Regions from separate parts of the Homo sapiens genome. Here all the other regions are linked to region 2. Evidence: chromatin contacts called from ENCODE Hi-C or POLR2A ChIA-PET data. All regions are on one chromosome and are shown on one strand. Each heading gives the region's core, a stretch centred on a gene start or an enhancer-like site at or near the end of the contact. The rest is flanking DNA. Distances are from core to core; before and after follow the strand shown. Region 1 overlaps DENND5B-AS1 (DENND5B antisense RNA 1). Region 2 overlaps BICD1 (BICD cargo adaptor 1). Region 3 overlaps DENND5B (DENN domain containing 5B). Region 4 holds the start of ETFBKMT (electron transfer flavoprotein subunit beta lysine methyltransferase).

What was found. A loop is a pair of places that touch in the nucleus more often than their neighbours do. ChIA-PET counts read pairs that join two places held with the same protein, here RNA polymerase II (POLR2A). Pooled maps may share reads with other maps.
Region 1: a loop to region 2 is called in a pooled map, with 3 times the contacts of the local background. The contact joins two enhancer-like sites. A Hi-C loop is called at or near these places in 1 of 37 single-sample maps with no recorded cell type and 6 of 50 pooled maps. POLR2A ChIA-PET finds 5 or more read pairs at or near these places in 1 of 52 experiments (OCI-LY7).
Region 3: a pooled map shows a loop between it and region 2 (3-fold over the local background). The contact joins two enhancer-like sites. A Hi-C loop is called at or near these places in 1 of 37 single-sample maps with no recorded cell type and 3 of 50 pooled maps. POLR2A ChIA-PET finds 5 or more read pairs at or near these places in 1 of 52 experiments (B cell).
Region 4: a loop to region 2 is called in a map with no recorded cell type, with 4 times the contacts of the local background. The contact joins the promoter of ETFBKMT here to the enhancer-like site in region 2. A Hi-C loop is called at or near these places in 1 of 168 maps with a recorded cell type or tissue (naive thymus-derived CD4-positive, alpha-beta T cell), 8 of 37 single-sample maps with no recorded cell type and 13 of 50 pooled maps. POLR2A ChIA-PET finds 5 or more read pairs at or near these places in 9 of 52 experiments (AG04450, BJ, CD4-positive, alpha-beta T cell and 6 more).

What each region holds. Positions count from the first base shown.
Region 1 is chr12:31,602,344-31,605,043 of GRCh38, reverse strand. The region is part of intron 2 of DENND5B-AS1 (DENND5B antisense RNA 1); the gene reads right to left. Among named protein-coding and RNA genes, the nearest start is that of DENND5B, 13 kb to the right of the region's middle. Within about 2 kb of position 1,448, at least 3 of the 41 ENCODE cell types and tissues checked have a DNase peak (open chromatin) inside an H3K27ac peak, as active enhancers do; they include OCI-LY7, where a contact is called at or near this core.
Region 2 is chr12:32,263,955-32,266,654 of GRCh38, reverse strand. All of the region lies in intron 2 of BICD1 (BICD cargo adaptor 1), which reads right to left. Among named protein-coding and RNA genes, the nearest start is that of FGD4, 130 kb to the left of the region's middle. RefSeq lists enhancers at 442-551, 1,466-1,515, 1,556-1,605. Within about 2 kb of position 1,419, at least 6 of the 41 ENCODE cell types and tissues checked have a DNase peak (open chromatin) inside an H3K27ac peak, as active enhancers do; they include B cell and OCI-LY7, where a contact is called at or near this core.
Region 3 is chr12:31,405,159-31,407,858 of GRCh38, reverse strand. The region is part of intron 14 of DENND5B (DENN domain containing 5B); the gene reads left to right. Among named protein-coding and RNA genes, the nearest start is that of LINC02387, 37 kb to the right of the region's middle. RefSeq lists enhancers at 1,559-1,728, 2,609-2,700. Within about 2 kb of position 1,383, at least 3 of the 41 ENCODE cell types and tissues checked have a DNase peak (open chromatin) inside an H3K27ac peak, as active enhancers do; they include B cell, where a contact is called at or near this core.
Region 4 is chr12:31,658,347-31,661,110 of GRCh38, reverse strand. ETFBKMT (electron transfer flavoprotein subunit beta lysine methyltransferase) reads right to left here and starts at 1,423. Exons shown (of 4, transcript NM_001135863.2): 1 at 1,322-1,423. RefSeq lists enhancers at 1,476-1,635, 1,553-2,054 and a silencer at 1,756-2,065.

The DNA.
Region 1 (2,700 bases), core at 199-2,698, 660 kb after region 2:
GCACAAGTAGGGAAGAAAACATTAATGTTATTGTCTGAATGTTTGTGTCTTCCCCAAATTCACATGTTGAAATCCTAACCCCCAATGTGAGGCGTTGGGAGGTAGAGCCTTTGGGAGATGATTAGGTCATGAAGGCGGGTACCTTATCAGTGGGATTAGTGCCTTTATAAAAGAGACCCCAGGAGAACTAGTTCTTTTCTTTTTACCACCTGAGGACACAGTGAGAAGGTGCCATCTATCATCCAGGAAACTAGCCTTCACCAGACAATGAATTTGCTGGTACCTTGGACTACCCAGCCTCCAGACTGCAGTAAATAAATTTCTGTTGTTTATAAGCCACTCAGTTTATGGCATTTTGTCACAGCAGGCCAAACAGACTAAAACAATTAATACACTTAGAATAATATTGCAATACTAAAAGGTGTGGGACCAGTTACAAGTGCCTCTGAATTCAAAGTGGGAAAGAATAGATGAGTGAGATTTCTGTGATTTAAAAGAGGTGTTAGAAATTGCATGTGAAGGCCAGGCTCCATAGCTCATGCCTATAATCCCAACACTTCACAAGGCTGAGGTGGGCAGATCATTTAAGTCTGGGAGTTCAAGACCAGCATGAGCAACACAGCAAAACTCAGTCTCTACAAACAAACAAACAAACAAACAAACAAAGAAACATTAGCCAAGTGTGCTGGTATATGCCTGTGATCCAGCTACTTGGGAGGCTGAGTGGGAGGATCACTTGAACCTGGGAGGTGGAGGCTTCAGTGAGCCATGATTGTGCCTGTACTCTAGCCTAGATGACGGAGTGAGACCTAATCTCAAAAAAAAAAAAAAAAAAAAAGAACAAGAGAAATTGTATGTAGCAGGGGGCATGGTGGCAGGCACCCATAATCCTAGCTACATGGGAGGTTGAGGCAGGAGAATCACTTGAGCTCGGGAAGTGGAGGTTGCAGTGAGCTGAGATCGCACCACTACACTCCAGCCTGGGTGACAGAGTGAGACTCCATCTCAAAAAAAAAAAAAAAAAGAAAAGAAAAAAGAAAAAGAGAGCGAGAGAGAGAAATCACATGTGAAGTCTGTAACAGAGAACTCAGGTTCAAAGTCTGGCATGTGGCCAGAGTTTAAAGATGCTGGATCCAAAATATACTCAGATCAAGACTGATAGTGTTATTCCGTTGGCTACTGGAGTGTTTTCAACCTTAAGGTTTTTAGATGGAATTGAGAAAGATTACAAATTTGTAACATAAAATCAAGTTAATCACTGAGTAGCCAAATTGGTTTTTTTGATGATTGAAAATTATGCAAACTTTGTTTCATTTCTCTTTTTTTACTTTTTTTTTTAAGAAACAAAGTCTCTGTTCTGTCACTCAGGCTGGAGTGCAGTGGTGCGATCATAGCTCACTTCCACCTGCAACTCTGGGCTGAAGCAATCCTCCCACCTCAGTCTCCCTGGTAGCTGGGGTTATAGGCACATGCCATCACACCTGGCTAATCCTTTCAATTTCATAGTTATTTATACTCTTCAGACTATTTTGAATGTATATATGTACAGCATTATATATCTCTAGGATTTTATTCATTGATATATCCCTGGAACATTACCTGGCATATAGTAGGCATTATAAGAATTGTTGAGTAATTAATGAATGTTCATGCATCCATGTATACATATGCATATATGTATAGTTATTCAAATTAGTCTCACTAATAAGTCATTATAATAGTTACAAATTTGAGTGATTTATATAAGAATAGCCATGATTCACAATGCTGATCATCTTTTCTCACAGAAACACACACGGACTTAAGAAAGAAAGGCTTTGAATTACAAAAAGCAATAGATGCCTGTTGTCAATTTTTAACAATATAGAAATATGAAAAATAACAAATGGAAGCTGTTCAGATGTTTTCATGCACAAACATGTATACAGTTTATTTTTAACACAAAAATAGGAACTATATATTTTTCTTTTCTTGCTTTTTTTTTTTTTGAGATGGAGTCTCATTCTGTTGCCCAGGCTGGAGTGCAGTGTCACGATCTCAGCTCACTGCAACCCTCCATCTCCCAGATTCAAGTGATTCTTCTGACTCAGCCTCCCAAGTAGCTGGGACTATAAGTGCGCACCACCAAGCCTGGCTAATTTTTTGTAATTTTAATAGAGACGAGGTTTCACCATATTGGCCAGGCTGGTCTTGAACTCCTGACCTCAAGTGATCCGCCCACCTCAGCCTCCCAAAGTGTTGGGATTATGGGTGTGAGCCACCACACCCAGCTGTCTTTTCTTGCCTTTTATATTCAGCCATATATTAGATATTTTTTCCATCAGTGTAACCTCATTCTTAGCATGCATTGTATCAGATATACCAGAATCTATTTAACCACTTCATTTTTTGTCTTTTTTATTTTTATTTAAAATTTTTTTTTATATTTTTTACTTTTTATTTTTAATATAGGCAGAGTTCCATCATGTTGCCCAGACTGGTCTTGAACTCCTAGGCTCAAAGGAACCTCCTGCCTCCCAGAGTGCTGGGATTACAGATGTGAGCCACCACACCCAGCTAACTGCTTCCTATTTCCTATTGGTAGGAATAAGATTGTTTCCACTTTTAAATATAATGAGCAATGTTTCAGGGGACGTTGTACACATATTCTTTACTTGCATATTTCTGTAGGAGAAAGTCTGAGATGCAGAATTGATGAAT
Region 2 (2,700 bases), core at 170-2,669:
GAACTCCTGACCTCAAGTGATCCACCCGCCTTGGCCTCCCAAAGTGCTGGGGCTCATTCTAAATTCTATCTTAGCTGTCATTATCTTCCATTTGAGACCATGCATTTTGCCAAAATAACTTTTAGATGATGCGGTTTAAGATGATTTTTTGGCAGTTTGCTTTTAGATGATGTTGTGGCAGCTCACATGAAGGAGTTTCCAAGAGTTAGGTCCTAATTAAAGAGGAAATGAATTTTTAGAATGTGGCCTGTTATCATATTTCCAGCACTATTACTGATAGTCGCTATATTGAAAAGGAAAGCCCCTGTTACATAATTGACAATGACCACATTTTAGTAAAATTTGAAATTTCCAGAAAATATAATTTCTAGTGTTTCTAAGACAAGAAAATTCTCCAGTAGATACAATGCATCTTTCTGATGAAATGACTCCCGTTCCCCTCCTTCCACCATTGCTGCAGGTTTCTATTAAAATAGACAGTCTATGTATGATAGAACTACAGGGCTATGACCTAGGAAGAGGAAGTGACTGCACAGAAATGACCTAAATAGAAATCGTGTCTGTGCTTAGATGAGGAAGTCTGTATATATCACTATTAAAAGTTTAAACAAATTTGTGAGAAGCAATGAAAGTCTCTATAGACTATGGATATAAAAATGGATGCACAAATAAATGGAGAGAGATGACACGCTTATTCATCATGCTGCCTAACAAGCCGTGAGACAGATGTGTAATTGGGGCAGAGAACAGTGTACATTCTTTATACTTTAGAATTCTCTTCTCCATTCTAATTTATGTAAGCTGGAAGTGAAGATAGAAGAGTCTGTTCTTGAGTTAAACTGCCGACCAAGACTGAAAATTTGTCCAGCAGAAGCTCTTCAACACAGAAAAATTATACTGTAATTTTCTTTTCTTTTTGTCTTTTTTTTTTTTTTTAAATAGGATCTCGCTGTGTCACCTAGGCTGAATGCAGTGGCACAATTATAGCTCACTGTAACCGCGAACTCTTGGGCTCAAGGGATTGATCATCCTGCCTCAGCTTCCCAAGTAGCTGAGACTAGAGGCATGCGACACTGTGCCTAATTTTTACTTTTTTTTTTTTTTTTTCTGTAGAAACGGGGTCTCACTATGTTTCCCAGGCTGATCTTAAAATCTTGGCCTCAAGGGATCCTCCCGCCTCAGCCTCCCAAAGTTCTGGGATTACAGGTGTGAGCCATCGTGCCCAACCCTGTAATTCTTAACAAAAGAACCAACTGAATTGATGTGAAAGTCTTAGTTTATAGTTACCTTATACATTTTTCTCCTTTAACCAAGACATTCGCATGGGAACTGCTTCTAGCCATGATGAAGTAAGAAAGGACTTAGCTTTTTATTGTGAGCAATTAGAGAACTGAACGAAGTACAGGAAGCAGCTGTTTTCAGACTGAACACGAGGCCTTGTAAGACTAATCTCTGTTAGAGGGGAAACAGATGGGATGAGCATGAGAAACACCTGGGCCTTCTGCTTGGAGGCAATGTATAAACTGCAAGTGCAAGAAGGGGAAACCCAGAGACCCCAGAGGCCTCGTGGAGGTAAGGAGAGGGGGCTCTGAGTTCAGAAGGCTAAGGCAGCTGGAAGTTGCAGAGTAGAATTCTGGAAAGGAGCGACCAGCACAGAAAAATAACTCCAGGAATCTGCATAAGGATTTGCTTAAGCCCTTTCTGTGTACAAGGTCGCACATGCCTATTCTGCAAAACATCACGCAAAATGCAGCAGTTACAAAGAAACAGGACAAGGTCTCTGCCTCTTAGGGGCTAAAATATAGTGAAGAATTTCACACTGGTAATAATTTCCTTTTTGCTCTGACATCTTAAAAATTCTATTTAGGCTGGGCATGGTGGCTCACACCTGTAATCCCAGCATTTTGGGAGGCCAAGGTAGGTGGATCACTTGAGGTTAGGAGTTTGAGACCAGCCTGGCCAACAATGGTGAAACCCCATCTCTACTAAAAATACAAAAATTAGGAGGGTGTGGTGGCACGTGCCTGTAGTCCCAGCTACTTGGGAGGCTGAGGCAGGAGAATTGCTTGGACCCAGGAGGCAGAGGTTGCAGTGAGCTGACATCATGCCACTGCACTCCAGCCTGGGCGACACAGCAAGACACTGTCTTAAAAAAAAAATTCTATTTAATTTCTAAAAACATTTTTTACTGTAACAAATGTTAGAATGTTATCAATTCTATATGTATTTTTTATGGAGAAGGTATTGTAAACATATAGCCAATCATTCATTCCTTTTAGTAGTTCAACAAATACTCACTGAGTGCACACAATATGCAAGAAATTGTGTAGATGCCGGGATTTTAAAAAGGATAGGATCTTGCCTCTTCCTCAGAGTTTATAATTTAGTTGAGGAGATATACTTAAGAGCTAATAACAATATTTAAGATTTATTGAATCCGTACATGCAAGTAATGTTCTAAGTATTTAGTACATAATAATTCATTTACTCCTCACAACAGCATTGTGAGATAGGTATTAATATCACAATTTTATAGACAAATAAATTGAAGCACACAGAGATTATGTAAATTTGCTTAATGATTTGCATTCTGTAAGTGGCAGAGCCAGGATCTGAAGCCTTGCAATCTGACTCTAAAACAGCTGCTATTAAATATTAGTGTATGGTGCTTTAAAAAATGAACTACTCTACTTGCAGATG
Region 3 (2,700 bases), core at 134-2,633, 860 kb after region 2:
ACCAGTGGTTTACAGCATAGTAATTTCACTTACATAATAAAGGTCTCAAAGTAGGCAGTGGGCAGTGCTGTCACGGACCCAGGCTCATTGTCTTTTTCCTGTTAGACATGCTCTGTGTGTGCTAGTTACCTCATGGTTTCAACATGGCTGTTCTCAGCATACCTTCCAGCAGGAAGGAGAGAGTGCCAAGGAGGGGCAGGATCTGTGCTAGAAAGACATAATTTTCCAAAAAATCTCAATAAATATCACTAACATTTCACTGGCCAGAATTGTGTAGGTTTTGGCTTTCCAGTCTCTGGTAACGGAAGACAAAGGAAAAGGGAATTGGAATGGGGATTAGGCCATCCTGTAATGCCTGTCAAGTTACTATTCGTTGATTAGGTTACTGCAGGTGTAAGAAACTAAAAAGTTATATACAGTTTTAAAATTGGGCCGGGCGCGGTGGCTCAAGCCTGTAATCCCAGCGCTTTGGGAGGCCAAGGCAGTTGGATCACAAGGGCAGGGGTTAGAGACCAGCCTGACCAACATGGTGAAACCCCGTCTCTACTAAAAATACAAAAATTAGCTGGGTGTGGTGGTGGGCGCCTGTAATCCCAGCTACTCAGGAGGCTGAGGTAGGAGAATTGCTTGAACCCGGGAGGCGGAGGTTGCAGTCAGCCGAGATTGCGCCACTGCACTCCAGCCTGGGCGACAGAGCGAGACTCCGTCTCAAAATAAATAAATAAATAAATTAATTAATTAATTTAATTAAATCGAAGAGGCCAGGCACAGTGGCTCACACCTGTAATGCCAGCACCTTGGGAGGCCAAGGCGGGTGGATCACATGAGGTCAGGAGTTCGAGACTGACGTGGCCAACATGGTGAAACCTCATCTCTACCAAAAAATACAAAAATTAGCCGGACGTGGTGGCGCTTGCTTTAGTCCCACCTACTCAGGAGGCTGATGTGGGAGAATCACTTGAACCCGGGAGGCAGAGGTTGCAGTGAGCCAAGATCACACCACTGCCCTCCAGCCTGGGTGACAGGTTGAGACTGTCTCTAAATAAGTAAGAAGTAGTAGCAGTAGAGGATTCCTAAAATCCTCCTTATATCTGTAGATTTCTCTTCATCTGAGTAACTCTTTCAATTTGAGGAATTCTTCATGAAAGAAATTTTTAAATTTAATCATATTGCTTTTTCATACTTAAACTATGAAATCACTGTTGTGCATCTGTGGGCCTTTTGCAGCCACAGAACTGCTGACCCTAAACATGCCTTTTTCTGCAGATTTTCTTAGCAGTGCAAGAAATGAGAAAAGCCTCTGGCACCTAAAATAAAGTCTTAACACTAACCTCTTCTGCTTTCAGTTTCAAAACCCATTTGATTCTGATGATTACTAAACCGTGAATATATGGCCTTTTCTCTGACATTTTCCTATCCTAAAGCCAAAATAAAAGGACACAAAGGGAGACTCTTCACCTAACATAAAGAAAGTCTTTTATGTAAAATTAGGGAAATGAACCATTTATCTCATTTGTTTTCCTCATCTAAGAGTGCACTGAACCATGAGCTCATATTGTGAGGCTATATCTAGGCACCTTCTTTAGTAAATGTTTTTCATCCTACTTGTAGATCTTTCACGGAGGGCTTCTAACACCCCCTCTTATGATCAAATGGGCAGAAATCCCAAGGATAACAACAAATATTGATTCTACCCTACTTAAAAAAAAAAATGGCTGGGCATGGTGGCTCACACCTGTAATCCTAGCACTTTTGGAGGCCGAGGTGGCGGATCACCTGAGGTCAGGAGGTCAAGACCAGCCTGGCCAACATGGGGAAACCCTGTCTCTACTAAAAGTACAAAAATTAGCTGGGCATGGTGGGCGCACACCTGTAATCCCAGCTACTCCAGAGACTGAGGTAGGAGAATCGCTTGAACCCGGGAGGCGGAGGTTGCAGTGAGCTGAAATCGCCCCACTGCACTCGAGCCTGGGCATCAGAACAAGACTTCTTCTCAAAAAATAAATAAATAGTGGCCAGGTGCGATGGCTCACACCTGTAATCCCAGCACTTTGGGAGGCCTTGGTGGGTGAATCACGTGGTCAGGAGTTCAAGACCAGCCTGGCCAAGATGATAAAACCCCGTCTCTGCTAAAAGTACAAAAATTAGCTGGGCACGGTGGCAAGCCCCCGTAATCCCAACTACTTGGGAGGCTAAGGCAGGAGAATCACTTGAACCCGGGCGGCAGAGGTTGCAGTGAGCTGAGATTGCACCACTGCACTCCAGCCTGGGAGATAGAGTGAAACTCTGCCTCAAAAATACATACATACATACATACATACATACATACATACATACATACATACATGGCAGGTGGCTCATGCCGGTAGTCTTAACACTTTGGGAGGCCAAGGCAGGCAGATCTCTTGAGCTTAGGAGTTTGAGACCAGCCTGGGCAACATGGCAAAACCCTGCCTCTACTAAAACTACAAAAAAATAGCTGGGCGTAGTGGTGCACACCTCTGGTCCCAGCTACTGGGGAGGCCGAGGTGGGAGGATCACTTGAGCCCAGGAGGTGGAGATTGCAGTAAGCTTGAGATCGTGCCACTGCACTCTACCCTGGGTGACAGAGCGAGACCGTGTCTCAAAAAAAAAAAACTTTAAAATTTTACAATCAGGCCAGGTGCAGTGGCTCATGCCTGGAGTTCCAGCACTTTGAGA
Region 4 (2,764 bases), core at 174-2,673, 610 kb after region 2:
TCTCTGGATGACTCATAATACTTAATACAACGTAAATGCTATATAAGTAGTTGTTACACTATTTTTGTGTTATTTTTATTGTTGTAATTTTATATTGCTATATTGTTATATTGTGGGCCAACTGTACCTTTAAAGTTCTTTCATAAATTTAACAAAGTAGGCATGCTTGGTAACTGTGAACAAAATAACAGAAGTCTTCTGTCTTCAGGAAGCTTATATTCTAGTGGTGGGATAAAGCAGTTAACAGGGCAAACACAGTTTTTGCCTTTATGAAGTCTAGCCAAGAGTTCTGGGGGTTAATGAATTTATAATTGTCTGTGGGCAGAGATATATTAATACAAATTATATTGACTACTCTATTTCATTAAAGATTGTTGTATCATAAAACAATGCAATCAAGATTCAGGTTTTTTCCTTTAAAAATACTGTATGCATTTAATTGTAATAAAAGAACATCAACTCCTAAATCTCTTTCTGTAAAAGTATCTGATGGTTCGATTTTACCAAGCCTAAACTGAAAAGATTTGCTCCAACAGAAAAACACCTGTGCAATTGATCACTAAGATTTGTTTAAAAATATATATATATAGAAAAACACCCGGATTAGAATAAATGAGAATGAGGAACAACTTAAACACAACTTATACACCCAGTTGTTTGGGGACCTCGGATCTCTTCTGCATAAATGTTTTAAATGGTCTTAAATCCACTAAAGTATTTAGGGGTCAAAAATCCAAATCCCCACAAGGGGCTGGACATCATAAATGAGTGATGCAGGCTGGCTGTAAAATAACAGAGGGGCTGTGGCAAGCTGGAGACTGTTTTCAAACAGTTCAAAAAGGCTAGGCAGGACATGCTGCCAGATCCTCCGATTTCTCAAAATCATCAAAAAAATCTAGATATTGACACATTAGCTTCCACCTTTTTTTTTTTTTTTTTTTTTTTTTTTGAGACAGAGTCTCTGTTGCCCAGGCTGGAGTGCAGTGGCGTGATCTCGGCTCACTGCAACCTCCGACTCCCAGGTTCAAGCGATTCTCCTACCTCAGCCTCCCGAGTCCTGGGATTACAGGGGCGTGCCACCACGCCCGGCTAATTTTTGTATTTTTTTTTTTTTTTTTTTTTTTAGTAGAGACGAGGTTTCGCCATGTTGGCCAGACTGGTCTGGAACTCCTGACCTGAAGCGATCCTCCTGCCTCGACCTCCCAAAGTGCTGGGATTACAGGCGCGAGCCACCACGCCCGGCCAGCTTCGGCTTGTAAACATCAGCAACTCATTCAAATATCAAAACACAGGGCAGGTCAAAATGCATGTCAGGTCATACATAGCCTGTGAACTCAGCGTAGACTTCCAGTGGGTGTTAGTTACCCCACATCAGTGTCCTGGGATCGTAGGGGTCTCTCAGGGCCTGGTATCCCACTAGACTAATTGTTAAGCAGTACTAGGCTGTCACTTGAATCACACAACGCAGCCTAAGTTTAAAGGTAACGCAGAGCAAATAGAGATTATTTGGGATTTGGACCCCATGTCATTTAGATCGGCGCTTCCCTCTCCCGTCCCAGCACCGATGAGGCATGGGTTATGAAGTATGTGACTGTGGTGACCACTTGGTATTTCTCTTAATGAGAAGGAGAGCTGATGGGATGAAAAGAGTTACGTTCCACAACGGGTAGACGGCGGCGTCATTTTCCTCCAGAGGCGGGGTGGAGTCGATCTTAAAGGGGCAGGCACCGTCCTCCCTGTCTCCTTACCTAGCTTTGCTGACACCGCCCTCGGAAGTAAAGCATAGGGCTCGCCTGTCACTCGCCCTGGCGACTGTTCCCGCTCATGCTTTACATTTCCGGGGTCCCGCTACCAAAACTGAGCCACGCTCTAGCAGAGCGCCGCGGCCCGGCAGGGGGCGGGACGGACGGCGGCCCCTCGCGGCCCCGCCCTTTTTCCCAGCAGCGCTTTCTTTCTCCTCCACTTTCTTAAAGGGACAGAAGCGCGAAACCAAAGGGCGCCCTGACCTCACCTGGAAAATAAGGGAACGTTAAATCTGTGTGCAATGTTTGTAGAATTTTGATTCCTAAAAAGTTCATTCTGAAACTATGCAACACCTACTATGTGCCAGTCGCACTTCCAGGCACCGGGCATAGAGTGGTGAGCAAAATAGACACCGTATATTTAAAAAAAAAAAAAAAAAAAGACACAGTATAAGCCCTCTGTGCTGCCTACATTCAACTGCGATTAAATCATAATGAATGTCCTTTCTTTTCTAATAATTCATAAATTCACTAGCAATTTATTTGCAGCCTATATCACTCGAGTCTGGATCTACATATATCCACCTTTCAACTGGACCCACATCCCACTGGCCCCTCAACTCAACACTCAAAGTTAACTCACCATCTGACCTGACAACAATTAAAACCTGCTCTGGCGTGCTAGAGGGGGGAAAACGGTCCAAAACTAAGAAACAGGAAAATCGTGTTTCTGCATTTTAGTTTGCAGTTTGAGAAATGCACTGGCACCTGCCTGTTCAAAATTAGAATTTGTCGCTTGGGTTCTGCGCTCCTGCCATGGGTGTGACAGCTTTCTGTCTTTCCATGTAAACTGGAATCTTTAGGAACTACTACAAGGAAAGGAAACTTTGTGCTTCCAGTCAACAGCCCCAGATGCAGCCTTATCATTTCTTTCTTAGTTGAATGGTGTATTTGCTACATTCTTGTTGATAAGCTATACACCTTGCATTTCACAGTATTCTGCCTTAGATTTCCTGTGTAAT